3 separate regions of the Mus musculus genome follow, and regions 1 and 3 are each linked to region 2. A link is a loop called in an ENCODE intact Hi-C map of the cell type or tissue named here. Cell type or tissue: left cerebral cortex. All regions are shown on one strand.

The links. Hi-C counts contacts between places; a loop is a spot of excess contacts. Peaks named below come from ENCODE experiments on the same cell type or tissue, not always from the same donor. Only the 100,000 strongest peaks of a DNase experiment are listed, where the experiment ranks them.
Region 1: a loop joins it to region 2, with 13 times the contacts of the local background. A loop is called at or near these places in 13 of 42 quality-filtered maps.
Region 3: it touches region 2 in a loop (10-fold over the local background); 13 of 42 quality-filtered maps call a loop at or near these places.

Annotation. Positions count from the first base shown.
Region 1 is chr4:106,224,691-106,232,690 of GRCm38, forward strand. No RefSeq gene overlaps it. Among named protein-coding and RNA genes, the nearest start is that of Gm12724, 8.4 kb to the right of the region's middle. In left cerebral cortex, CTCF peaks have their summits at 994 (motif pointing left), 2,997, 4,019 (motif pointing right) and 5,719 (motif pointing left); DNase peaks (open chromatin) are centred at 970, 1,889, 2,134, 2,959 and 1 more place; H3K27ac peaks cover 794 bases.
Region 2 is chr4:104,908,252-104,916,251 of GRCm38, forward strand. It overlaps Fyb2 (FYN binding protein 2), which reads left to right and starts at 5,310. Exons shown (of 20, transcript NM_001162980.2): 1 at 5,310-5,439. The coding sequence starts at 5,431. In left cerebral cortex, a CTCF peak has its summit at 3,592 (motif pointing right); DNase peaks (open chromatin) are centred at 3,591 and 6,868; H3K4me3 peaks cover 426 bases.
Region 3 is chr4:105,000,659-105,008,658 of GRCm38, forward strand. Fyb2 (FYN binding protein 2) reads left to right here. Exons shown (of 20, transcript NM_001162980.2): 14 at 1,464-1,495; 15 at 3,215-3,287. Among named protein-coding and RNA genes, the nearest start is that of Gm52670, 14 kb to the right of the region's middle. In left cerebral cortex, a CTCF peak has its summit at 4,258; DNase peaks (open chromatin) are centred at 1,032, 4,064 and 4,234.

The DNA.
Region 1 (8,000 bases), 1.3 Mb after region 2:
CCTAAGTCCAAAATTAACTTTCCTAGGCTGACTCAAGGCATTAGCGTCTCTGAAAATGCTAGGAAGAAATCAGTTTCCCTCTTTCTGAAGCCTGGATCTTCTTTCCGTCATCCATGGCCTCTATCCTGCCAGCCAGGAGTACAACATCTTCACATGCTACTGGGACCCTGCCTGTTGCCCCCTGCCTCCCTCCTGCCTCCATGCTCCCATCCCTTCACCTAACCTCCCTCCCTCATCCAGCTGGTAAAGACCTTTGTGGTTGCTTATAGCTCTGCTGGGATAGGCCAGATCCTTAAGATCTCATATTCTCACATCCCAAGTACTAAGTAGGGGGTTCCTGGGAACCCGTTATTCTAGCTAGCACACCTTGCCTTTTATGATTGCTTTTGAACACCTCCCTCCAGAACAAGGACAAAATGCTGATGAAAGGTGATTAGACAGAAAGTGCTGAGCATAAGCAGGAGGGCTCAAGTTTAAATCCTCACCATCCATGTTTTTTAAAAACTGTAGCTAGAGCCCAAGTACTATGTGGGGTGGAGACCAGAGGCTCTCTGGGGTTCATGGCTCACAGCCTAGCTCCAGGTACTGTGAGCAACCTTCTCTGAACACAGTGAGAAAACATAAGGTCAGACATCTAATGTCCTCCTAGAGCCTCCACATGTGAGTACAAGCACGCCACTTGCACACACAAATACATACATCGCGCGCGTACACACACACACACACACACACACACACACCCCAAAAGAAGAGGAAGTTCAGACTCTCCAAAGATTGGCCTTCCCGCTTCAACAGCATTGATTAACACGCAAAGATCCAGGGACGTCTAGCTCAAGCCTCAGGTCACTGTCCCTCTCCACAGCCCTCCACCGAGTTCTTAGGAAGAAACACACATGAAAATTTTGAAAACAAAACAAAAACATCAAACCTAAGCTAGGAGAATCGCTACTTCTTAGTCTAGCCAACAGCACCCCCTGGTGCCCAATAGCAGAATGAGGCATAAGGGCTGCAGCTGGGGGAAGAATGAAGGGTCTTTACCTGCTGGCCAGGAGACAGAGACAGCATAGGCTCAGGCCAGAAGACAGAGCTGAGGCTGATACCAGGCAAGAGCGGCATTTTCAAACTTCCCAATTAAGTCTATGCCTAACAGTTCAACAACACAGCAGACACCGTCAGAAGTCCCTTTGGTCCTGAGGATTTAAAAATGCCTAAGGTAGGACAAACTCTACTCAGAACGCGTCTAGACTAGGCTATGAACGCTAGAAAAGAGACTAGCCCCAACTAGCAGCTGTGTGCTGCGAGGCTCATAACTCGCCCCCTCTGTGCCAAGTTTCTCATCAGTAAAACACAGATGACCAAAAGTCTCTGGGTTAAGAGAATTAATATACAACCCATGTAAAGCACTCAATAGGGTAGTAGTTTGAATTTTTTATTATGGTTGGTTTTAATGTCGCCTTCTACATTAGAATCACCTTGAGTAGGAAGCCAAAATCCAGATTGCCTTGAATGATGGGAAAACCCGCTCCAGTGTGTGCATCTTCCCGGAGCATCCTGGGTAAAGGGGCGTGGCAGAAGGAAGAGCGGCCCACCTTTTGCTCCTTGGCCTCCCCTCCTGCGCTGAGTAAATTTGCCTGTTGTTGGAGATGATTCTTTTGTCTTCTCAGAACCCGAGTCTGCAAGCTCTTACTACAGACAAGGGACCAGCGGTTCTCCAGAAACCTTTTGCGTTTCCAGAACCAGATTAGGGACCCCTGAGGTACCCAGCCTTTTAGTCTGAGCAGCCTCTGTGGGGCTACTCCAACTGCTGAGGCACGAGCCTCACGGACTGCATTTTCAGCTCTGTAGCATATGTCTGCTGGTGCTATTATTTTAAAACTGACTTCACGAATTCGCGTTTTTTTTCATCCTACTTGTTCCATTCCTCCAGAGAACCCTGACAATTACAATTACAACTGCAGAAAGAGTTGGGGGCTGACTGGGGATACAGAGATGGGAAAATGGATAACATACATACTGACATTCACCTGTCACTGCTTGCTAGCCCCAGTGAGTGATCTGCCAGATTGAGACAAACCTTCTAAATTCTCCTCAGTGTCATTCATTAGTAGAGAAGGGGACACAGGGCCATGCAAACTCCCTTTAGCATCTTCCATTTAAAGAGCCTCGTTGGCGGAGCCACGGCAGAGCTGGAAACAAGTGCAGTTTGCGTGAGGCTCTTTAGCAAATGCAAGCTTGCTTGGCTGTTACCGGGTACAGTGACTTGTGCTGTGGTCTTCTCTGGCCAGGATTCCTGGATGTTATTGTACGTGAAAACCTCTGTGGGCCAGATAACCAGAGTGACGTTGTAATAAACATCATAAATAAATTGATGGAGCCCTGACAGACTTCAGGCTGTAGCTTGGTAAGCTTATTTCAGCCAGCCCCATAGATATTGTACGAGGCAAACATTTTAAACCCCACTCCTCAGATAGGAAGACTGAGGCTTAAGGAATTTTCTATCTTGCCCAAGGAAAAACCAATATTAGGAAAAGAAAAAGAAAGAATTCATACTCAAATCTGATGCCAATAAGTTTGACCAGTGAGGCTGCTGCTTAGTGTCACATGTCCATAACTTCAGGAAGCAGATCCCATTTCCGCACACCCGTCAGTCACAGCATTAGCAAGATGACCTGTCCACTTAGGGACCTCCGTACTAAGGCAAAGGTCGCCTGGCCACCATTCACTGGTGAACTTATGCAGGTGGGTTACATGCCTCCTCTGTCTGGGTTTCGTGCTCGTAAGTCATTCTTGCAATATGCCATTCCTGCAAGAAGCCAGGAAAAGCCCTCTGAAGGGTGCTCCTGCTCTCCGAAGCATCGTTAGCATGTACATTCCCTCGTCCAGCAGGGAAGTAATGTGCTACTGGCACTGGCATAATTGAAGACGAAACTACCGGACATGGAGCGGGGCAAACACTACTTCTTAGCCTAGCCAACAGCACCCCCCAGTGCCAAGGAACAGGAAGGGGGCAAAAAGAGTAATAAAGCTACAAGTTTTCACATGTGAAAATTGAAAAACTCAGAAATAACCTTCAGGAAGAACCCCCAACATTTATTATACTTTATACCCAAAGGGATTATGGGTGGCCAACAATCACTATAAACAGTTATCCAAACAGGGCACAAAAATTTATTTCATGAAGATTTAAGCAATCAAAACTATCTAGTTTTAGGAACACATTCATCCTTTCTTGTATCTTTCCCATCAAAAAGGAAAGCACTCCTTTTATGTTATTAGTTACAATAATATGACATCAAGTGTCATACACTATACATAAATTGATGGGATCGAATAGCAGGTTGCTACCATTGTTGCTGTAAAAGAGCTACTGAAAATTAGGAGTTGTTTGTTTGTTTGTTTGTTTGTTTGTTTGTTTGAATTGCTGAACAAAGGCAAGGAGCAGGTGTGTGGTGTGAAGTGACCAGCAGGGTGAAGCTCAGGACCTGGCTTAGAAGATGGGACACGGGGAGACTGAAGCCACAGGGAAGATTACCAAGGAGTTCAGAAGAACCCAGGAAGAGTCATGGGTCTCCGTCTCAGTGTCTCGGGAGGGACACAGGAACCTTGCTCCCTGTCCCTGCTGTTCTTCAACCTTCCACTAAGCTGACCTATCTTCCCAGGGCTTGTGTGTGTGTGTGTGTGTGTGTGTGTGTGTGTGTGTGTGTGTGTGTGTGTGTGTGAGGTGTGTGTCTTAAATTCTCTGCCAGATTTTTAATTAGGGTTATTCTGCAAGGCAATTAATCCTCCTGGTCCCCTCACTATGGAGCGCTAATTCTAAAGCAATTAACCAACCCTTGAAACTGAGAAATAGGACATCTTCCTTTGCCAAAGGCTGTTAGGGAAAGGCTGTCTTCCGGGAGAGGCTAGGCACGGCTTCTGCTGTGCTTGACTAAGTTGCTCTTTGAAACCTCATTTGGTCCTAGGATTTGAAGGCCAAGGGAAGACCATAGGCCATTATCACAGTTTCGCCTATGCCCACAAGAGGGCAGTGGCGTATGCAGTCATAGCCCATGTTCTTCTCTAGACCTCAGCCTCTAGGATCAGACTAAGGGACTCCTGAAAACGATGAGATCCTGGGCAAGACAGTGGAAGAACACACACACACATGCACACACACACATGCATGCACACATGCACGCACGCACGCACCCCACATGTGCATGCACGCTACAGATGCTGCATGGGGGTTTGGAGGTGGCCCAGAAGGCTTCACCCAGTCTTCCCTAGACACACTACAGTCAGTCATACCTGTCACTTCCCCATCTCAGGTTTCCTCTGAAGCTCCTGGCACCAGAAACCTAGGGCCACCCAGACCCAAAGTGTGCAGCTCTGTAGTTGGGGCTCGGGTGTCCATGCTTTTTCAAACTCCTCAGGGTTAAGAGTATGCCTGTCAACACACAGGATGCAAAGTGAGTCTCCTATCCTGTAATAGGCTTCATGACACTGAACAGAGTGGAAGGCAATAAAATATACAATATCGTGAGAAGACCCATGGGAAACAGTATAGAAGTCAAGACCTGGCAAACACATATCCTACTGGAATTAGGTAGTTTAGGGAATGTTTTTAAGCAGATTATAAAAGAATAGTCAGAGCCAGGAGTTATAGTGCATGTATTTAACCCTCAGGAGTCAGAGACAAGATGAACCCAGCATGGTCAACAGAGTGAGCTCCAGGACAGCCAGAGCTGCATAAAGAAACCCTGTCTCTAAAAATAAAATTTTAAAAAGTAAACATTTAAAAAATTAAAATAATAGTGATAATAATTTGGGGGCAGAGAGGGGGGGAGGGAGGGAGAGAGAGAGAGAGAGAGTAGTCAGGATGCAGAAAAGCCACAGGGATCACACCTTCAGAAATAGCCAAACCCCAGAAGAGGAAGTGGTCATAGAAACATAGAGACTGGGAGACTAGGTAGGAAAGGCCATCTGGTAGAAACTGTGACCTCAGTAGATACACCAAAATCTATTCTCTCCAGCCCTCTGAATGCCAGAAGCCAAAAAAAAGAAGCAACCACGGAGTAAATCCCCAGAGACCGCCGTCCTAAGCCACAGAGCAAGATGGCAAAGTACAGAAATTGGATCTAGTTCACCCAATAGCTGTCAAACATTTGGCCATTGGCAGAAGTTGGTCCAATGCTTCTATATGCAGATACTATTGCATATTATATGATTTGAATAAGAATGGCCCCTAAGGCTCATATATGCAAATGCTTGGTCATCAGGGAGTGACACTCCTTGAGAAGGACTAGGAAGAATGTCCTTGTTGGAAGAAGTATGTCACTGGAAGTGTGCTTTGAGATTTCAAAGGCCTAAGCCAAACCCAGTGGCTCTCTCTCTCTTCCTACTGACTGCAGATCTAAATGTAGAACTCTCAGCTACTTCTCCAGCACCATGTCTGCCTGTGTTCCACCATGCTTCCCGACATGATGATAATAGGCTAAATGCTTTCTTTTATAAGACTTGTCATAGTTATGGTATCTCTTCACAACAATAGAACGCTGACCAAAACACATGTTTAAAAATAAAAAAAACTTTACAATAAATAGCTATGAGACTGGACTGGAGAGACAGTTCAGCAGTTAAGAACACGGATTGCTCCTTCAGAGGACCTGGATTCAATTCCCAGCACCCACATGACAGCTCACAACCATCTATAACTCCTGTTCCAAGGGATCTGATGCCCTCTTGTGGCCTTCCACAGCACTGTACACACATGGCACATAGACATGCAAACAAAACACCCATACACACAAAATAATAAAAATTATTCTTTAATGCTTTTAAAACCTATGGGTAGAGGTGATGTCAGCATATAATCCCAACACTTGAAAGACTAAGGCAAAAGGTCATGAGCTTACAGAAAGCCTCTGCGCATAATGAGTTAAGAACAGCCTAAGCTATCTGACTACAGTTTAAGAAATAATTCAGGGTAATATAGTACGTTCTTTGCATGTCCAACACATGGTTGATGCCTACCACTGCAAAATAATTATAGATAAACAAATAATCATCTTTATGCATGAGACGTAGACTTTTTGCTGATTTGGACTTCAAGGGAAACAATATTCAAGTTTCAACTAGAAGGGTAATTTCCAGACAATTTCAATTTCTCGAGTTAGTTTGTTCCAATAGATCAATGAAGAGCTTTTCTTAGAACTGGACAATGGTAAAAAGTTTTCATTAGTTGACAAAAGGATTGGTAAATTTTTCATAAAAATTAGAATATTTTAAAGTGTAGGTGAAGAATATGTTCCTATACAATGTCTTTTTTATTTATTTATTTTATTTTTTAATCTTTATTTTTGAGGTGGGGTCTCTCTATGTAGCCTTAATTATCCTGGAACTCTCTATGTAGATCAGGTTAGCCTGGAACTCAATAGAGATTTTCCTACTTCTGCCTCCCAAGTGCGAGGATTAAAGGTGTGTACCACCATTCCTGGCAATATCTGCCTTTTCAAAGACAGTGTGTGTGTGTGTGTGTGTGTGTGTGTGTGTGTGTGTGTGTGTGTGTGTTTGAGTATGTACATGAGGGTGGGTGTGTGCATGTGTGTGTGTGTCTGTGTTTGAATGTGTGTTTGTGTGTGTGTTTGAGTGTGTACATGAGGGTGAATGGGTGAGTGGGGGGGTGCATGTGTGTGAGTGTGTACCTGTGTGTGAGTGTGTGCATGTTGGGTGAATGTGTGTGTGTAGGCTTATGTGAATGTGTAGGCATGTGTGCATGTGTGTAGATGTGTGTGCATTGTGTAAGTGTGTGCCTGTGTGTGAGTGTGTGCCTGTGTGTGTAGGTGTGTGTGCATGTGGGTAAGTGTGTGCTTATATGTGAGTGTGTACATGTGTGAATGTGTGTATGTGGAGCCAGAGAGCTCAACAGTAGGTATATTCTATCACCATAAAATCTTTTTAATTGAAAATGTTTCATACAATGTATTTTCCCACATTCCAACTCCTTACAGATACCCACCTCCCTACCCACCTACCTTCATGTTCTTTCTCTCTCAAAACAAAACAAACAAACCCACACAAAAATCACAGAGTTCATTTTGTGTTGGCCAACTTCTCCTGAGCGTGGGGCTTGCCCTGAACTGTGGTTGATGTGTCCCTCCACTGGAGAGAACCAATCTGTCTTCCCCCATCACTTACCCCTTGCAAACAGCTTCTTGGCCAGTCGTGGTGCTTTGTGCCCACTTCTCCTTCCTTAGGCTGGGATTTTGTCTGGGTCGAACATGTGAGGGTCTTGTGCGTGCTGGCACAGTCTCCATGGGTTCATATGCTCATCGACTGTGCCATTTCTGGACAATGCTATTACCCTGGAGTCTCCATTCCACCTTATTTTTTCAGGCAGGGTCTCCCTTTGAACCAGGAGCTCTAATTTTGGTTAGGCTGCCAGGCCAGAGAACACCCTTCCCTCCAGCTCCTGCGTCAGCCCTCACGAGATGCTGGGATTACAGCTGCCTGCCCTCATGCCTGATTTTTGGGTGACTTTGGGGTTCTGAATTTAGGTCCTCATGCTTATGAAGTAGGCACTCTAACCACTGAGCCATCCTGCTGGCCCCATTTCATATTCTAAACATGAAAAGTGTGTGTGTGTGTGTGTGTGTGTGTGTGTGCATGTGATGTGCCTGTGTCACTGGTTCAAGGTGTAAAACATTTTTTCTCACTGTAGGCTACAGTAAAAAGTGTTTGAAGTTGGTAACTTGGCAAGTGTTAGCTTAAGACCTCATCCCCGAAGCCTGCAGGCTGCCAGTGGGTCTCCAAGACACAAATAAATGGATCCCTTCAAGGGCTGAAATCAACAGAGCTTCTTGCTCCTCTCCTCACAGCTGAGTGTGGCTAGGGCCCAGAAGAAAACTGGCACTGTTTGTCTAGGGGGTGTACTGAGAACAAAGAGGCAGTTTGTCCCAGGGCCTGCCGATCCGGCCTCCTTCACAGGCACTAAATTCATTCAGTATCACTGCCCTGCAGGC
Region 2 (8,000 bases):
GGGATATAAATTATACATAAACAAATTACATGTTCTGCTGAAAGTCCTCAGACATGATTAATGTAACCAATAATAGTGTTAATATTAATAGTGGGTTACTCCAGCAGCAGCATCCTGACTGACAATCAATCTGTGCACCACATGACAGATCGTGCTCAAGGCTTACCCAGGGAAATGGAGAATGCACAGGCTTTCTTCCCACTTTCCCATGTTATATATATACATATATATATATTCCTTCGTCACTTTAGGGTATTGTGGATAAGCCATTACTTATGGTACAAAGTGTAAGTAATACATTTGTCAAGAAATAAAAAACAGTGATGTGATAGGAAATATCTGAGGCTGAAAGGTTTGGAACAATCTAGAATGTGCCAGAATACAGTTGTCTGCTATTCACTGCCTGTTGCATTATCTTTTCCTGGAATTCACAAATGAATGTTTGTTCACTCCAGATAGGCTGAAACCAGGGACCAAAGTTGTGACTGTGCCCAAGTCTAGCTCAGTGATTCAACGAGTCTATTGAGCTTACTCACAGAAGCATAGGCGAGAGGTTCTTTGAAGGATGTAGGTGGCTCCCAAGGAGCTTCACCACTGAAGAGTCCCACCCCAGTGTGAGTGGTGACTTCCCTCAAACTGCAAATATGGAGTCCCCACTTCCGTTAACTCTTCACCTCCCAGCCAGGCAGTGGTGGCCCATGCCTTTAATGCCAGCACTTGGGAGGCAGAGGCAGGCCGATTTCTGAGTTTGGGGCCAGCCTGATCTACAGAGTGACTTCCAGGACAGTCAGAGCTATACAGAGAAACGCTGTCACAAAAAAACCAAACCAAACCAAACCAAACCAAACCAAAAAAAAAAAAAAAAAAAAACAAACCAAAACAACAACAAAAAAAAACCTCTTCACCTTCCTAGACCACAGGCAGTTTGGACAGAATTACAGCTAGGAGGTACAGCACAGAAGGCAGGGAATAGCTAGAATTTTAGGAAAGGATCTAAAGACCCTTCCAAAGCCCTCCTTCTATGAGTAAAAGTAAACAGGTCTGATTTTGTCTTTTGTAGATAGTCATAGGCTCTCTGGAGAAGATAATAATGACTTCTCCAGTAATGACTAATGAAGTTAGGCTTGGAGGGCAGTAGCCCAAAAAATAGATAGGACTTAAATGGGGGTGTGTGGTAGTTTGAATAAAAATGTCCTCCGTAGACTTGTAGGGAGTGGCACTACTAGAAGGTGTAGCCACGTTGGAGCAGGTGTAGAAAATTTGCCACTAGCAGGTGGACTTTGAAGTCTCAGAAGCTCAGGCCAGGTCTAATGGCTCACAGTCTCTTCCTCCTGCCTGCAGATCAAGATGTAGACCTCTCAACTCCTACTCCAGCACCATGTCTGCCCTCATGCTTCCATGCTTTCCACCATGACAATAAAGCACTAAATCTCTGAACTGTAAGCCAGCCCCAGTTTAGTGTTTTCCTTTGTAAGTGTTGCCTTGGTCATGGTATCTATCCACTGCAATAGAATTCCTCAGAGATGGGGCACACCGTGTCTCCTATAGGAAAAGCAAACCAAAGATATTAAAAGAAGATTTTGAGCCCAACTTCAGTCTATCTGTTAAGATCTCCCACCTCCCACTTTCAGAACTTAATTTGGGGGAACCTACTTTAAACCTTTAAGCTCTCAGACCCTGTAAGCTTATTGTTTGGTATTTCTTGAACATTGAAAGAAATGGCAAACAGGCTGGCTGCGAGGGTGGAGACTGGAGCCAGGCTATCAGGACTGGAATTTCTGTTCTTCCATTTGCTAAATGTTGCCCTTAGGAGACTACTTAACTTGTGTGTGCCTCAGTTCTCAACTAGAGAGTAGGGCTTATAATAAAGATAATTAGGGAGCAGTCTGCAAGGTCTATGGTCCTGTTTTCTGCAGACAATAGTCTGAGACATTTGCAATCAGCCATTTCCTCGTCCCTGGTTAACTGGAACTCATGGGGCAATTTCTCCTGGCCCGGGGCCAGAGTACCAGGTACTTGGTCAGATCGCATCTTTCTTGACTGAATAGTGTTCATTCCTAAGGTACAGTGAGATCTAGTTTTACTCAGGTCAAAATTCAGACCTCACATCTCCAACTCTTCACAGTGACTGTATTTGCTAGCTTTCCCCCTCCCGTGTCAGCATGTGTGATTTGTCTTCTGGTGGAGCTGGGCACCCACTCACTGGGACCAGCTCAATCACAGGATGGGGCTTGTGAGCAATTTGAGATCACTGCGGTTGAGGGTGGAGGATGAAACAGTGCTACCCCATTCCCGTAGCTAGGCGTGACCTGTGCATTGCAACATTGATAACAGTGATTTGAGGTAAGAGGAGAGAGGACAAGAGGAATGGCATGTGGGGTCTTGCGAAGTGCTAAGAACCTTGCCAGAGTTCAGATGGCCGTTAGTCCTGAAGTTAACCTTGCTGGCCTTCACTTTAAAGACAAAGAACATCACAGAGGGACTTAGTGGGAACTGTATTTTCCATCTGCATCTTATGATAATTTTCAGGATGATACATGGTGCTAGGCGACTACTCTCCTACCTCTCTCTTTTGTCTGTTTACTTAGCAATGTTTTTATTACTTATAATATCTAATACAACATAATGATAGATAATTATTGAAGAAATAATGTCCCCAAAAGTCCATACACATTTAGTTCTGATGTAATCCTCCTGGCATCTCCATTTCCCCAACCCCTTTCCCACTGGATTTTTCTGCCTCTGTAATTTCCTCTTCCCCTATCATCCCTTTGGCCTCAGTTAAGTCATGATGTTTGTCATCAAGAGATAAATGAGCAAGCGACATGACGCTAGTTAAAGCACTTGCTTCTACAAAGGACCTGGGTTCGATTCCCAGCACCCACATGGTGGCTTTCAGTGGTCTGTAACTATAGTCCCAGAAGATAAAAAACAAACAAACAAACAAACAAACAACCCTCTTCTGGCTCTGCATGCACTTCAGACCTGTACTGCACATAAATACATGCAGACAAAATACACACAGAAGAGTTAATTAATTTAAAAATTATACAATATATTTTGTTATACTCTTTCCCCTTCTCCACTGTGCCCAGATCCTGCCATTTCCACTCACTCAACATCATATTCTTTCTCTCTCTTAACACAAAAATCAGCCTAGATGTCCATCAACAGATGAACTGGTAATGAAATGGGTTACACATGCAAGGTGGAATTGTATTCAGTTGTAAAGTAAAACCAAGTTATAAAATTCATAGGAAAACATAGAAGTAAGAAACATTATATTGGTAACCCAGGCTTAGAAATAAAACTACCTCTTCCTTGCCCACATGCAGATCCTAGCTTCTAAATGTTAACTACAGTTAGATCGTAGTAAGTATAGGAAAAGGCCAGGAAATTCAAAAGAGCCCAAGGGAAGGAGGAGGAGGCCAAGCCTACTGGCAATATAGTCCCCACGCCCAACAGCTAAATGAAGGTACCTCGTAAACACTAGGACTCACCACTCTAACTAGTTTAGGGCCAAACCAAAGGAAACCTCTAGGAGACCCTGAAGCCCTGCTTATCCTCGGCCATGTAGGCTGTCCTGACGCCACCAGGGGGAGCCCTTGTGTTGGGACCATGGGGATGTTGGAGGCCCAATGGCCCCTGGGGCGCAGAGCTGTGCTGAGCATAGGTCATAAAGGACCCTTGGCCTTGAGGAAAGACAGCAAAGGACTGTGAGCAGTGCTGGGCAAAGTGAAAATCGTGCAGTCGGTTACCTCTTAGGGGACAAGCAAGCAGTACTTCCTACCTACTCTCCTTCCCCTGCTCCTGTCAAGACAAGGGAATCTTATTATTTTAAGACTTTTTGTTTCCATTATAAATACTGTTTATTATGAATTTCTGTGTTCAATACACAAAATAAAATTTAAGTATTTAAGGTAATCATGGGATATATACAATTTATTCTGATTATTGCTAAAATCATGTTCACATTCAAGCCTTGAAGTCTGAGGAGCCAGTGTTTATACATGGAAGCATGCTGTCTAATGTGTATCTCACATAGGGTCTGACAGTGACTCTGGAGTGGACAAAGTACTGGTCCCATGTCTCGCCTACCCAACAGTGGGTGTTGTGTGGTAGTCAGCACACCTTCACTGTCCTCTCAGTGTTGCAGCGTCTCAGGGACGCCTCGATGGCCTACGGTTACCGACCTTTTTTAAGACTTTGAAAGCCAGGCATGGTGGTGCATGCCTTAAATCATAGCACTAGGGAGACACAGGCAAATAGATCTCTGTGAGTTTGAGGCCAACCTGGTCTACACAGTGATAGCCAGGATAGCCAGGGCTATAAACAGAGAAGACAACAATAATGATTTGGTTGGAGGCATTCCAAGTTATAATGTGAGTTTGAAGGCAGCTTGAGTAGGAGAACCTGCACCAAACAACAACCAAACAGACAAACAAACAAAAACATTTTTTTTTTTAGTCCATAAAAAGCAATGAAACTCAGCAGGCCGTATATAAATCAGAGCACCTGCCCACCTCCAATCCCCAGGACAGCTGAGAGATCTGCTGCCCCACCCCCACCCCCACCCCAAATCTAGGAACTGAAGTTTGGGTTTCCAGCCAGGATCAGCTCAGGCAGGAAACAGCAAAGAAATCAGAACCCGGAGTCATTGTCCATCAGAGCTCCTTTCCTTCAGCATCCTACCAGCATCACTCCGAGCTAGTTAAGGCCATCTCTCCAAGCTCCAGTTAGTGCCCTGCTAAAAGGAGGACAGCTGAACTTGATTCCAGGGCTACTTGTAAGAGCTAAAGGGATTCATGTCTTAAAACACCGCGACCATGCCTGTCTTTAAAAACAGGTGTAATTTATTTCAGCTTCCGCTCACCCCCCCCCCCCCCCCAATAAAAGCACCTGCCAGCTTAGCGACACTTAAGAGCTTTCTTTTCTAGGAGCCCTGAGCAGCTTTTGTGAAATTAAGTAGCCATCAGCAGGGGCGGAGTTGGGTGAGGGCGCTCACTAAAGGAGATCACGGTGTCCTGAGCTTTTTTTTTTTTTTTTTTCAGTCTAACTTTAGGGACAAGATGTACTCAGCTCTCAGAAACTCCCCCAGATGGGATGTGATGGGAGAGGACCCGACTCAGGCACAAAATGAAACCAGTGCAAAGGGAGTGATGGCAAGGAAGCCCGGGACCAGTGGCCTTCTGCCCACACACCGGCCCCTACCCCTATGCAGCAGGTCCGGCTGGCAGGATGGAGGCCCGCCCACCCGAGAGAGGGAGGAGCCACAGCCCAGGTGGAGCAGGTGAGGAGCCCCGGCTCCAGCTCCTCCGGGACAGGCGAAGTGACTGCAAGCTGGCTGGCGGAGGCGAGAGCATTGTTGGCCCCAGGATCCAACTCTGGGAAGCTGGCATTGTCTCCCAGTCGCTGCCTAGGAGGACCACAATGGAGGAGGTAAGGCACCCGCTCGCGTGTGGGCTGTAATCTTGCGAACTTTAGTTCCTTCCAAAGGAGGAAGCTCTAGGGAAAGAGCTGCCAGTGTGTCCTGGGCCGGGCCAAACATGTCAGGTGTCCCGCTATGAAACTGGCATGCTGGCCTTGCTCAGGCAGCCTGTGCCCTCTGTCTCTATAGAACCCGAGGAGCTCTCTCTAACTCAGGGCACAGTTCAAGTGCCTGTCACTTCATTGTTGACTTTCCTTCTCTGTCCGGCCTCTGCGGTGGCAGATGGGTGTCCAGGTTCAAGGACAGAGCATGACTCTGGGAAAAGGTAGCCTCGTAGTAAGTGATATGCCCTGTGGCATTTTTTACATCGCTGTTCCCTAAGAACTCTGTGGGCTGGGGCAAAAGTGCTAATGCCCTTGAGCCCTAGGGATCTATCTCACTTAAGTGAGACCGAAGGTGCATGAAAAAACAGAGCCCAGGCTTGCGGTAGCTCCAGAGGCTGGGGTGTTGAAAAGCTAAAGCCAGTCTGAGCCACACAGGGGGACACTGGAGGATTTTGGTTTTGACAAAAGCAACGCGAGGGTTTGAATGGCTTCGATCAGCTGGATGCTGTTAGCATAGTCAGAGATTTTGCCTGGCTAACCCCATCCCTTCTAGTCCTTGCCCTGCTGTTCTGTTAGTGACTTGCATTTCACAGATATATACAAGCATGTTGTGCCATGTCTCTATTACATATTTGGGAACAAAGTTATTTACTATTGAAATTGTGTTACTTCCCACCCAGATGTTTGGTTTACAGTCAGGATGGTGGATTCGCTCATCTGTGGCTGGCAAGGATTGCTCTGGAGTTTTAAAGGGGTGCTTGCATCTCTGGCAACACTGGTACCTCTGGTGGTTCACACCATTCAGTTAGTTGAGTTTTGGAAAGGGGGAGCCAAGAACCCCAGTTCCAGCCCATTTGTGGTGCTACCATGTTTAGAAACTACTTCCTTTAGTGGGGTGGGGGAAATTATTTTATTTAGAAAGGGTATGGATTTACAGCCCAGACTGGCCTCAACCTTTTAAATGCTTGAATTACAGGCAGGTGTCACCATGTCAACCTCTATTGGTCAACTTTTGGGACCTTCTTCCGAGTTGGCAACTTGCCAGGCTGAACTGATTCAGCCTGTGGATTCAGAAAAAAGAAAAGAAAAGAAAAGCATTTACATTCTGCCCTCTCTGGCTAGCCAGCATCCGAACTGCCCACCACCACTTCTGCTTATCAACCTGATGGGACAAAGACCTGGAGGTCATTGTCCCTGGGGTTTTTAGGTGAAGAAGCTGAAGGGCAGTACATTATTGCTACATGGTATGGCACCACCAGTCAGAACAGGGCTAGGGCCTAGGCTCAGGTTGGTGAATCATAGCTCCTGGGAGCCGGCTCTAAGCCAGGCAGCAGGAGCAAGAATTAATTACTCCAGCCGAACAGACAGGATGTACAAAAAGTACCAAAGGACGTATTTGCTTCCTAGTAACATTTTATAGAACAAGAAAAATCAGTGCACGTCTTCCTCTGCTCAGAAAGATGAGGGGGAAGGACCCAAAGAGAAATATGGGTAGTTTCTCATCTGGAGAGGATCCATCTATTGTTTTAGAAAGCCAACGGAACATTCCTTTAAAATATATATATTTTAAAATATATATTATATATATATCACCTCCTTTGTATTGTCAGTTTCCTTTTTGGATACATGGATACAGTTAGGAACCAAATAGTCCCAAATCTCTGCGTTAGCCAGGCACACTGGTACATGAGTGTAGTTCCAGCACCTGGAAGGCTGAGGCAGGATCAAAAGTTCGAGATCAGACTCAGCTATGTAGCTGTATAAAACACATTCATGACACTTTATATACTAGTAAGAAAGGAGAAGGAAGCGAAACTCTAAGGGTTAAACGGTAGCTAATGCAATGCAGACATTCGAAGCAGAGAAGGCTCTAAGGTCATGAGACAACCGAGGAGACTGCCACTTTAAGGGGCACAGTGTCAAAGGTCAATAAATATGAAGAAGAAACTGAACAGAGACTTTAAGTTAGAGAGTGGTTGTGTGGATGTTTTGGGGGAAAGATTCTGTTGAGATGCATAGTTCATCTAAGCTTCTTTGATGAAGAGCAAGCAGCCAAGTGTACGCTAAAGAAGCAAGGCAAGCAAGGGATAGAAGCTCACATCATAAAGGGCGTGGAACCCTTAGTGGAAACCAGCTTTGCCCGACGATGGCAAGTAGCTATGTGGCACCATCTGGCTTCCATTTCCTAAGAGTCAGGTGGCTGGAGTTTGGAAATGAGATGGCCAGAAGTGAGAGAGCAGCAGCTGGCTGGCCTGGTAGAGGGAAGGTGCTTAGATCTAAGAAGAAGTGGCTCAGGCTTGGCTTAGCAGGGACGGTGGTTACAAGTGTCAGATTCGGGGTCTCAGACTTTGGATGACTGAACCAACCATGTTTTGGCTTTATAAGGCACAGAAGCGGCTTTCATTTGGCAAAACTACTTTGAGCTGTGACTCTTGATCTTTTATCAGCCATGTGTGGCGCTATACAGG
Region 3 (8,000 bases), 92 kb after region 2:
CATGATACCCTAAGAAACTAGTGAGGAGAAAAAAAAATTACCAGAATAAGCAAGCCAGATCCAGAATGGAAAATGTGCTTTCATCTTTGACATCTTGGGTCATTAGCACTAAACATGATGTTAGTGGTTACATGGTTTCGTGCTCTCTTGGCCACACAACCTCCAGTGGTCTGACGTGTGGACCTGTCCAGATTCACTTTGTCTCCCTTGTTAGCAGCAGTGTGCTTGTGATGTGGACATGGGTTACCTGCATGAGGTCTGTGCATCTCAAGATCTTGGACTTAGAACCCCCCTCCTCCATCTCCTCATGTAACCTCCACTATTAGCCTCTGGGAAGGTTCCAAATCCACAAACAGTGAAAGAGAGAGGAGTTTCTTCCATTTGTGCTTACAGGACTTGGCTCCCTCGTGGGTGCAGTGGAAGGGGGACTGTGCAGCCTCTGGAGACATTTCTTTCTCCCCAACATCAATACCAATTGACAGGTCTAGATCTGCCCTCTGTGAGGGCAATTTGCCAAGTAATCATCTGCACTCAGATAGTATGGAGCTGCTATTCTCTCAAGTTCTTCCCAGTTATAAAATCTTGCAGTTTTGTGATTTTAAGCTCAGCGGTCTGCTGGAGCTAGATCTCCCAAGACATCCAACCAGACATGAATGTGGGTTCTGTAGTTCCCATCACAGCACAGAGCACGGTTACTTTATTTTCTATCTCCCTTTAGGACAGAAACTGTATCCAATCATCCCACATAAGAGCCTGGCTCGTGGCTAATACAAAAACACCTATAGTATTGGTTTGAAATTAAAGGCTGTGAAGGCACAGGCCTGTCTGTATCTCTGTCTCCCTCCCTTCTTTCCTAGCACGCATCTCTTTCCATGTGACCTCCTTAGAAACAAGAGACAAGAACCAAATCTATCTATATTCCATATTCTCTCCCACTTGGCAGGTTGCCATCTTACATTTCTGCCTGACAGGGATTTCTCTGTGCAAGTCTTCTTTTGGCTTAAGAAACACAGACAGGATGCAGTATATGCAGAGGACCTATGGATTTATCTGTATCCTGTTCTTTTCCATTCCTCATGCTCATTTAGTACATCTGACTGTCTCTTAGAAGACTAACAGATAGTTGTGGGTTCTGTGGATGCAGGTCTAGGCAGCCTGGGTGGAGAGTTGGTTAGGTAGGTAGGAAGTGAGTTACTACTGGCAGTCCACAGGGATGGATACACTCATTTGAAATGGGGTAGGGACAATCAAAACAGAGCTGCAAGAGTCTCACTTGACAGACTTGCCTAGAAGTACCATCTGGACCAGATACTTGCCATCAGGATGATGACATCTGGGCCAGGCAGGTTCCTGCCAATAGGATGTTGTCTGGGCCAGGCACCTGCCAATAGGATGGCATCTGGGATTTGTCTATTCATGAGCATGACTTTTTCCCTTGACCTTTTTTGTCTTTTCCTCCTTAGCAATGGATTTTCCGTGTCACTGCCTGACTTGGGTAAGTATCATTTGCTTGCTGTTGTCCACCAGTATTGCTGTCTTCAGGACTGGTGTATTAAGGGGCAGGGGAAGAACGGTGGTTTCCCAATGGGAAAAAAATGGACCCATCAGAATAAAAGAAGATATCTCCAACAGCGGTACTTCCTGCTTTGGAGCAATGAGAAACCTTTTTCTGGCATTTCCATATATAGATGTTACTCTCTTTTTAGGAGGTTTCTAGGACCCATAGCCATACTTTGTGATGGTTTGTTTGTTTGTTTGTTTGTTTTTCCCAAGTGTCTCTGACTATGAAATTAGGCATTCTGCATTGATCTGCACAGCTCTAATGGATTTGTTAGCAAGTCTAAGACATGACAAGTTGAGTATGAGCATGCTGCAGTCCACACAGTAGCTGACTAAAAATGGGTCACTGGTTGTCTAAGTTATCACAGTGCCTGACACATAGGATGCTCTCAATACATATCCAGTACATGGAATTTACCAATAAACAAGATCTGTGTGATTTTGTTCATGGTTTTTGTTAATGGGCACTAGGAATATAGTTACTTTCAACAACAACTGTGATTATATTTCGGAATTATAAGCTACCGAAGTAAATAACAAAGGTTGTATAGACCTGATAAAATTGCAGCTTTCTCAAATATTGTCATAAAAAACGTAAAAGGCAACTTGGAATTGGAATTCATCTTACAGATGGATTACCTCTAATCCTCAATGCCACAAACCAAAATCTGAAAAGATTTTTATTGCTGACAGAATTGAAAATTTCTCCATCTGACTCCATGTGACAGGTGTGTCACATAGCAGGCACAGTAAAATATTGTACGGAGTTACTATTAGAATACGTGTAGCAAATGCATATGAACTATTAATTATCTTCAAGTTTCCATTTGACTTCTACTTCCAAGATATAATCTGTATATTTCCCACTATGTATGTACAAAAACTGTAAAATCCAAAAAGATTTGATGTCTGAAACTTTCTGTCCCAAAGCACTTAAATAAGGGCTATTGAATCTATACCCCGCAGCCAAAGCCTAAAGGTACTGTGAGAAATTAGCAAAGCTAAGAGTAATTATGAATACTGGAAAATTAATTGTGAATATATCAAAGTGTCCCAGACTTTTTCAAATGGTGAATCATTTAAAAATCATAGAAGTCTATGTTGCACGGTAGCATGAGCACTACAAGCTAGAAATAACTAATTATCATTATATGCTAACTCAGATTCAATGTAATACAATAGCATTCTAAAGAAACAATTGCTTCAAACTACTGGTGTGAAATAAGAAAACGTGTGTGTGTGTGTGTGTGTGTGTGTGTGTGTGTATGTGTGTGTGTCTGTTTGTGTCTGTGTGTGGTAGGCAGAGACCAGCAATACATCCCCATTTCTCTCCAATGGGTATTATGAAAAGTCCCCTCAAAGTTCTAGCAATATAAATCATTTTTCAGTTCCAGAAAATGGGACAACTTACAATTCGATGAAATCAAATTGATGTAAATACATATACAGGTCAGATGCTCAGCGAGCTCGCTGTGTTTTATTCCCTCAGTTGTGTTTCTTCCCCAAGAGAGACTCATTCTGCTCCAGTCCGTCTATGTAATCAGATAAAAGGCTTGAGGACACATTTGGATAATTAGGTCATTGTGTATAATTTGGAAAGCCAGAGGTGTACGATGCATTGCTAATAATTTTTTTGATCCTGTCTATGCCCTAGGACCTAGGTCTCAGGATGATTCTCAGGATGGTATCATCTACGATGATGTGGATACACGTGAGAAAGAATCAAAGTAAGTCAGCTCACTTCCCTGGTCATCCCTGGGGCCACCAACCACGGCCTGATGCTTTGCTAAATACAGTCAGGGAGGCAGATGCTGACAGAGGTGCTATTCCCTGTGATCTGAAGGGAAAACAATGAGTACTCCCAGTGGTGGCCCAGCGGTGGTACCAAGCCACAGGCATTGGAACTTCGGAGCCTGTGTTTCTTATCTTTGAGTCTCGAAAATTTCAGCACATTCAAATAGTAATCTTTTGTGTATACTGAAAAGTGCCGGGTAGCAAGGCTGTTTGATAGAACAGTTTTCAAGGACTAAACCGCTATCTCTATTATCTCTAGAAAGGAAGCCATAATCAGACTCAGGGCCCCTCCCAGTTGCTGGCTGTCCTCCGACTATTCAATCTCCACCGAGCAGCTGGTGATGGGGGCCTCTCGTTTTCAGTCACCTGCCCCTGATCAATGGGCCAGGACTCATGCTGTCTTGGTAAAGCTGTTGTTAAACCAAGAGATCATTCTTAAGACCATACCATAATTGAGTTTTTCTACAGTGTTTTAAAATTCTGGTCGTGCAATCTTTACAGGGAAAACACGTCCTGTTGTCCCCGTGTTTCCATGGAATGGTTCCCATTCCTTCTCTTGCTTGTCTTAAACTTTGTATGTGAGGTTTCTTCTCCCACCCATGCCTTAAGTCAGATGCCCTATAACAGTCCTATTATCCCGTCAAACATCCTTTGTGTTTCCTTTTGGCAGGACTGAGGATTGTTATGAGGCCTCCCGTATGCAAGGCAGGCGCTGCACACTGCCCTCTCTAGGCAGGCGCTGCACACTGCCCTCTCTAGGCAGGCGCTGCACACTGCCCTCTCTAGGCAGGCGCTGCACACTGCCCTCTCTAGGCAGGCGCTGCACACTGCCCTCTCTAGGCAGACGCTGCACACTGCCCTCTCTAGGCAGGCGCTGCACACTGCCCTCTCTAGGCAGGCGCTGCACACTGCCCGAGTCCTTTCATTTTAAGTATTTTATTTTATTCAAGGCTTTGCTAAGTTGCCAAAGCTGGCTTTGAATTTGGGATTTTCCTGCGTTAGATTACCAAGTAGCTTGAATTAGAGGTGTGATAACCCAGTCTTCCCTCCTGTATATTTTTTAGTGTTTTCTCCACTACCCCAAGAATTATAACCAAAATATCAAAAATTAAATTTTAAGGCCAGATTAATTTTTCTGAGTCCCAGTAAGCCTTGAGAGCAATATGCCCTAAGCTCAGGAGGTTTGTAATAACGCGGAATACAGTTTTCTCTTATCCAAATCTGTCTTCTAATCTCTATTGCCCCTAGGTTTGATCCCGGATTTCCTCAGTTTTCCTGCCTGCCATCCCAAGGTTTTGTTCTTATGTCTCTGACACTTCTCACTTCCCCTCCCTCACCACATGACCACGACTACCACCTGTGTTGCTTCTTAAAGAGATTTCCCTAAGTCCATAAGTGGCCATTTTACTAGTTAACAAATAGTCATGTCACAAAATCTACATTCCACCAGCTTTAAACATTCAGTACTTACCCAACATTCTCACGATGCAATCCACACTGCCTCTGGCAACTCTCAGCCTCACCTGCACCCGCCCCACATTCTACACTACTGGGAGTTCCTTGGACTCCAAAACTGTCCAATATTTCAAACCTTCAAGCCTTCCAGTGCTATCAATTCATTCAACTAACACTTACTGATAGTGTCCTCAGTGCCAGATATTGGGTGTAAAGTAATTCACAAATAGATATGATACATATCTTGGAGAAGGAACAATTTCTCTCCAATTATGCACTAGAATTTGGTTGTGTTGGACAAGAATATTTTGAAAGAGATGCAGGTGTGTGGGAAGCATACTACATAGCCCTCGTTATTTTATGTTATGTTATTTTATTCAGGATTTTGCCAAATTGCCCAAACTAGCCTTGAACTTGGGATCTTTCTGCCTTAGATACCCAAGCTGCTCAAATTACAGGTGTGATTCCCCAGGTTTGTTGGAGCATAAGGCATATAATCAGAGCATAAATAGATGTCTCATGGTATGAGATTGGAAGGTGGCCCTGGAATTTTTAGACAACGGCCCTGTAATACCAAGTTAAATTAATAAAACTTTTTCCTTGAAAACTAAACTCTATTTGTAACAGTACATTATAAAGCACAATAAAACCAGCCAGCCCATATCTATTGAACAAGAAGTAGAATATGGCCAATACTATCCTCATCACCATATGCTCATCCCACATCCGCTCACCCTCCCACCTGCACACACTCCACCTGCATGTCCCCCAACCTGTACCCCCAACCTGTACACACCCCCCAACCTGCTCACCCCTCACCTGCTCACCTGTCATCTGCACACCCCCATCTGCTCACCTGCACACCCCTCACCTACTCACCCCTCACCTGCATGCCCTTCACCTGCTCACCCCCATCTGCTCACCTGCTCACCCCTCACCCGCACACTATTTTTCTCCAGGGTGAGTGCCTTTTCTGCTTTTGTGCTTTTCTTTTCTTGTTCAAAACAAAAAAAAATTATCAAATTATATATGACAAAATTATTGTTTCATTGTAAACATGATTTCATCTGTTATACTGAATTCTGTAACTTTTGTAAAAGGGTACTCAGTTCTACTGCTTTGCTGCCATGCTTCCTTCATTTTTTCCTGCTCTTTGATTAATATTCCAGGATGCATATTGCCACGTTAATCCATTCTCTTGGTAGGCATTTAGTTCCTGAGTGATTGTGCATGTGCGATCAGTACTTCCACAGAATTGATTCCTGGTATCCTCATGTACTTGGAAGAGGAAATACAGATACAAATTCACAAGTGCCGTTCCAGCACGTGGGGTTTGCCCTGGTTCCCACAGAACACACAGAACAAAAAGAAGACATTTTTGCCACATCGGTGTCTGTAAATAGTATCACATCATAGTACTTCGAGTCACATCACGCTTCAGTGCAGTTACACACACTCAGTCGATCCTCTACTCATATCATATCGTTTGACTGCTTTTCTGTGGTGGTGTCAGTATTTTCCTCCTTCTTAGGTTTAAAACAATTCATTTTGGATACAACTCTTTTCCTCTCTCATGTCATCTATTACTACATCTTCTCCACCTGTTGGATGGCATTCTTGATTTCCATTCTAGTCTTCCAAAGAATAGAAATTCAAATTCTTAATGTATCTTTAAATTACTTTTTATTATTGCTTTCTATATCTTTTAGAGAACTTTCTCCTAGCTTGCTCAACATACTCCTATATTCTCTTCTAAAAGTTGCAGCTTTGCCTTTTAAACTCAACCCTTAGATCCTCCTGAACTGAGATTTTTTTGGGGGGGTTGTGTTTGTTTTCAAAAGAGGGTTTCTTCCCTGACTAGGGATTGAATCAGAGCCTCAGTGGTGAGAGTGTTGAGTCCTAACCCCTAGACCACCAGGGCACATCAAGTATCGTGTGAATTGAGTTTTATTTTAACAAGTGACAGCCAGTTGTTTTCTTCTATACAGAGAAATGTCTCTTATTTTCCCCAGCAATTTGCAATGCCATTTTGTTAAATCAAGTGTCCCAGCACCTGACAGTCTGTTTCCAGGTTCTCACTTCTCTTTTGTGGTTACTTCTACCCTAATGACATTGTGGGAGAGGCTGCATTTTCTATTTCCTCTTCCTTTCTACTGCTTCAAAAACTTCAAAGACTTGGATATATTGTTTTAGTAAAGAAACTAAACATGGGAGAGGGTGTCTGCCCAGCCTGCACCTGCTGTCCTGCTCTAGCTCCCTTCAAATTTCATGCACAAGCTCACACTAAACCCTGTTCTGTGCCTGGTATTGTGCAGAGCTTATCGCAGATCCACTGGGACTGGGTCAGAGTTCCTCCTTCTGGGATCTCATACAGAAACCATAAATGAGTGAACATGAGGCCATTAGAAAAGGAAGTAGTTTCTAGAGCTATCTTCTAGGCTTCAAAAGAGAGGCGTGTAAGATCCCCAGCAAGTCCTAGGGCCTCGCAAAAGCCTTCTCAGGTGCAGCTTCAATGACTGGAAGGGGCTGGAACCTTCATATCCTGAAGGACCCTCTGAGCAGAATCTGAAGAAAAGGCAGGCTTGGTGGCAGAGGTCTGTAATACTGGCTACTATGGAGGTTGAAGCCAGGACTAGCAAGTTCAAGACCTACCGGGGCCACAAAGTTTGAGGTTTGAAATATAGTTAAGTGGTAGAGTGCTTGCCTTGCATGTGCCAAGACCAGAGTTCAGTTCCTAGGATTGCATATGTAAAGGGAATCAAAACATAGCAACTATGAAAATGTAAGCTTTCTAACATATGCATTATTGTGTTTAAAGGTTTCCTAGTGCAGAGTTACTGAAGTATTTAGGCTTGTCAACACTATAGATAACTGGATGGTTCTTAAGTCACTGAGCCATCTATCCAACTCCTATTTTATTATTTTAAAAATTAGCATACAAAGTATTTGATGCCATTATAGCATTTACAGCATTTTCTATTGAAGTGTGTTCTCCACCCACCTCTTCCAACCTCTATGTCCCCACCCCCTCTTAAAACTTCTTCCTCTCTACTCCCTTACCCTCCTCTGCAGCCCCTCCATCCTTCATGTTACATGTGTCTTTTGCCCCACCCCTTCTTCAGCACCTCTTTATCTTCTTAGTCTCCTTTCTAGACTGTTGAACTTATCTATACATGTAGAGTAATTTTAAT